Regions from separate parts of the Homo sapiens genome. Here region 1 is linked to region 2. The links are chromatin loops, found by intact Hi-C in ENCODE. Cell type or tissue: B cell. All regions are shown on one strand.

Evidence for each region. A loop is a pair of places that touch in the nucleus more often than their neighbours do. Peaks named below come from ENCODE experiments on the same cell type or tissue, not always from the same donor. Only the 100,000 strongest peaks of a DNase experiment are listed, where the experiment ranks them.
Region 1: it touches region 2 in a loop (2.1-fold over the local background); 5 of 110 quality-filtered maps call a loop at or near these places.

The regions. Positions count from the first base shown.
Region 1 is chr1:173,194,382-173,196,881 of GRCh38, forward strand. All of the region lies in intron 1 of TNFSF4 (TNF superfamily member 4), which reads right to left. Among named protein-coding and RNA genes, the nearest start is that of TNFSF4, 12 kb to the right of the region's middle. In B cell, no CTCF peak of the experiment used is centred here; a DNase peak (open chromatin) is centred at 1,520; H3K27ac peaks cover 544 bases.
Region 2 is chr1:173,019,536-173,022,035 of GRCh38, forward strand. No RefSeq gene overlaps it. Among named protein-coding and RNA genes, the nearest start is that of TNFSF18, 30 kb to the right of the region's middle. In B cell, no CTCF peak of the experiment used is centred here; a DNase peak (open chromatin) is centred at 1,026; H3K4me3 peaks cover 1,504 bases; H3K27ac peaks cover 2,223 bases.

The sequences.
Region 1 (2,500 bases), 170 kb after region 2:
GTACATAAAACCTTTAGTAAATACCTACAGGCAATGTAAGTCATAACATTTCAAAGAACAGAAAAATCACTGTAGGCTTTGACAGCACAAGGAGGAAAGACCTGGACTTAGGCCTTGAAAGACAGAGAAGAGCTGGATGAGCAAAAGACATTCTATAATTATTAATAGTTGGAAGAAAAGTCTAGAAATGAGGCCATCCTTTGTGCATTCAAGAAAAAGGGCCTGGTGCGGTAGCTCACACCTGTAATCCCAGCACTTTGGGAGGTCAAAGCAGGCCGATCACTTGCACTCAGGAGTCCAGGACCAGCCTGGACAACATGGTGAAACCCTATTTCTACAAAAAAATAAAAAAATAATAAAAAAAATAGCTGGACATGGTGGTACACCTCTGTGGTCCCAACTGCTTGGGAAGCTAAGGTGGGAGGATCGCTTGAGCCCAGGAGATTGAGGCTGCAGGGAGCCACAATCATGCCACTGCATGACAGAGAGAACTTGTCTCAAAAAAAAAAAAAAAAAAAGGCAAAGAATAAATAAAACCTTATTGAGTACTTACAATATGCTATGCACTGTTTCAAATGTATTATCCCATTTGCTGCTCAAAATAACATTGTGATGTAGAAAGAATAACTACCCATATTTTACAGATAGGGAAATAAAAATTAGTGCTGCTAAGAACTTGGTCGGGAATAAATATTTATTCATTTGAGTTCAGGTGAATCCCAAGTTCATGATAACATCCCTTCTCTTTATCCTACACTATCATAAGAGTAAATAACACCAAAAAAAAGCATTTATCTGAGGGTCCTAAATTAACTTGAATTGTTTTCATCATCAATACTGAATAAGATTAAATATTAATTTTTGAATAGTTGTCAAAATACACAGATATACATCAAAATATCCAGAAACCCTGCTCTAGAAAGAGCTCCTCAACCAATGTTGCAGGGTTGCCTATGTAGTTCAGGTTGCCAGAATTATTAGCTCAGCTCTGATTAGGTAAAACTGTCCTGGCAAGGAACTGCAGGCCCATGGACAAGTACAAAGCAGGCTCCCCATGCAGGTGTAGCAAAGAAGAGTCAGAATTAGGTTCTTTCTTGGCCTCCTTCAGTGCTTTTAGCACTGGGCTGTCCAAAAACAAAGGTGGAAAGTGTCTGATATCTGGCATTTATTCAGCAGGCTGTGCTGTGTTCCCAAGAAAGTGACACTTGTTTCAAGAGCTCATCTTTGGAGAGTGTGTACCTCTAATTCTGACTCACTAGGATGTGGTATGGGGCTGTCGACCTTAAACCCATTTGACATTTGTCCTGGTGAAGGGTATCTGTGGCAGGAGCAAATGATACTCACCAAGCATGAAACCAGGAAGTGGGCTCTGCACTCACTATACCGGCCTTGCCATTCCTTGCTTGGTACAAGGCCACAATGTCAAGGCCTTGGTGGTGGGCAGCAGTGGGACGTGGGCTAGTAGAGGGTGGTAGTAGTGGGCTAGTAGAGGGAAACACATCTGGAGTGGGGACTCCCCAGTTCACCAAACCACTGCCACTGGACGTGAACCTCTCCTCCCCGCACCTTGGGCTTCATGCCAACCAGTGGAGATCTGAGAGATCATGAAAGCATGACCTCACAAGCTCTCAGGGTGTGTCTCAAGGGGCCTCAGAAGAGAAAGGGAGAATTTTTCACTCTTAGCCACCACAGTAGACTGAGAGGATAGATCCTTATCTGACAGACATGGTCTATTCTCAGTGGAAGCAGCCCCCTTACAAAAAGATGAGCCCTGACTTCTGATCACGGAAGTTCAGAATTCCACCTAGAGAGAGGAGTAGGAAAAATGGGAAAAACTGATTCTTTGGTGAAGGAGTTTCTCATATTCAGAAAGACTTATCCCAAAAGTTACATTTCTTAGAGACAAAGATGTGTGGCTTTGAAAACCTTGTTGGATAACGAGTTTATTGGGACTTAATGAACACAAAGAAAAGCCATTTTAACTGCCATCCAAAGCCTTCTCTTTCTCCATGCCAAACCCTTACCATCTCTGCCAGCATATTTTCCCAGTCATCTCTCTCTTAACCTCCACCTTCCTCCCCACTGTATATCCTGCGTGATATCCTCATAGCCACCTCTCTCTCTAACCACTTCCACTCTTCTCATCGAGTCTACTAAGTAACGGCTATGAGTTTTCCCGCAGAGAAGCCTCTCTCCTCTCTGTTTCAGAGAGAGCATGAACTGTGGTTTTATTGTCCCTAATACAATTAGCAACTGACAGATTCCCAAGAGAAATGTCCTATATTTAGGTAAACAATCAAATCAACCAAAAGTATCCATGTGACATGAAATCTATGTGATTGACCTAATGCACCAACTCTTCATATCGTCAGAGGGAAGATTTTCTTGTATCTTGGTTTCCCTTCCCACATACAACTGAGGAAGCACTCAAAGTACACTGACAGAGGGATTTACTAAAACATTTCTGAGAACTCCTGTCCCCACCTCAATGATTGGTTAA
Region 2 (2,500 bases):
AAAATATAACCTCCAATTCTGTATTTCTAGAGACAATATAATAAAAGGCAACTATTAATAGAACAAGTCATAGAGATTCAAGCTTTTCAACATTTATCTTTTCAAGCACCATGCAAACATACAAGATGCAAATTCATAGAGCGTGAAGAAACTAATTATATACTTGGTTGCTAGAAGGAACTCATTGAAGCTAAAAAAGAAACAAATTTAAGATAAACAGAGAAAAAGCTACCTAAAATAGCTAGTTGTAAACTGATAAAAATATTTTGAAAATCAGCATCTATCAAGCATTTTTTTTTTTTTTTTGAGACAGAGTCTCGCTCTGTTGCCCAGGCTGGAGTGCAGTGGTGTGATCTCGGCTCACTGCAAGCTCCGCCTCCTGGATTCATGCCATTCTCCTGCCTCAGCCTCCCAAGTAGCTGGGACTACAGGTGCCCGCCACCACGCCTGGCTAATTTTGTTTTTTTGTATTTTTAGTAGAGACGGGATTTCACCGTGTTAGCCAAGATGGTCTCAATTTCCTGACCTGGTGATCCACCTGCCTCGGCCTCCCAAAGTGCTGGGATTACAGGGGTGAGCCACCGCACCCGGCCCTATTGAGCTCTTTCTATGTGCCAAACACTGAACTAAGTTTTTTCTGTGTATTATTTTACTTTAATCCTTAAACTACTCTGTACAGTAGAATTAATTATCCTCCCTTGACACATAAGAACACCTATCCCCAGAGAAGGCACACAAATTGCTCAAGCTCACACAAAATATAAATAGCAGAGTCAAGATTTAAACAAGCCTGTCTACATCTAAGCCCATTCTCCTAACGACAGCACACAATTGCCTCCCCAGAGGTGATATAGCCTAGAAAATAACAGATTGTTTTAAATGTCTTAAAAAGACAAGTTATAGAATTAAAAATAGTTAAGTAGCTCATTTTATTGAAAGAAAAATGACCCATTTATACTAAATCAAGGAAAAAGGGTGGTTTGTTAAAAGGATTTACAAGGCCTGAAACAGGAACTGAAATTATGTCAGAAACTAAAGCAGCCCCGAGCGTTGACTGTTTTAAACTTTTTCTTTCGAAAAGCTACGTGGTCTCTTCCTCTCTCTCTCTCCTATTCATATGACAGCCCTTGCTTTCCCCTCACATCAGCTTTATTTTTCCAGCCTATCAACAATTCCATGGCATCATTTCACTTCTTCTTCACTGGAAAATGGTACGTTTTTTTCCTAAGTTCTAGATCAAATTACCAAGAAAAGTAATTAGATTTGTCCAGCTCATTTTGTTGCACAAGGACATGGATCACACTGTGTGTCTCCAGCACTCTGCTGGGAAGAGGATGCCCTGACCAAACATTAATACCTGGCTTTCCAGGCATATGCCTTTTTTCTCCCTTACCCCTGAGGTTACCTGCTCTCTACCACTCCACAATTCTTTTTTTTTTTCCTACAACCAAGTTTCTACAAAGAGTAGTGTAATTTTTTTGTCTCATCTTCCATTTCTCCTTATCTAGTAATTATACTTCCCATTTGTTCTTTAATCATTGATATCTGGATTATGCCCCCAGATGTCACAGAAAATGATCTTGTTTATGTTGTCAAAAATTATCTACCAGCAAAATCCAATTAGCAATGTTCAATCCTCTTAGTATTTGACTTCTTGGAGCCTCTAACATTGTTGACCACTCCTTTATTCTTAATCTCTCACTGTCTGTTTCTGTGGACCTATTATTTTCTTCCAGTTAATGTCATTTGTCCCTGGTTGCTCCTTTACAGGATTTCCTTCCTTTGCCTGTCTTCAAATGTTGGTGATCCCCACGTCTCAGTCATTTGCCCCATTTTCACTTTACCCACTCTCTATAGCGATTTTATCCTTGTCAGTGACTTCACCCAGAAGGCTGTTGACTTTTAAATATTCATCCCATCTCATGCAACTCCTCCTGAGTTCCAGCTGCATACTGGTAAAGCCCACTTGGATATTCTGCAAACATCTGAAACTATACCTTTATAAACCTAAACACATTATCTCATCCACACTAAATTTTCTCCAATTCCTCCTTGCATATTCCCCACCATAAAAACATCACCATCTTCCTCAATATGTCTAAGAAGGTTCTTCCTCTTCTTTATCCCTCACTTTCAATCAATCACTATACTGGTTAAGATTCTGATTACAATTAATAGAAACCAACTTAAGCTAAATGAGTGGAAAAAACGATCTGTCATAAAGGTACAATAATTCTTGCATAATCCAAGGACAAAAATGTACATGGGCCTTATGCATCAGAAACAGTTCAATGGAGTTTCTTCCTGTATGTATTAGTCAAGATTATCCAGAGAAACAGAATCAGTAGGAGATTAGATAGATAGATAGATAGATAGATAGATAGATAGATAGATAGATAGACAGATGATAGATAGATAGGGTAGAAATTGGCTTACAAAATTATGAAGGCTAAGAAGTTCTAATATGGAGGACCAGAAAAGCCAGTGGTATAATTCAGTC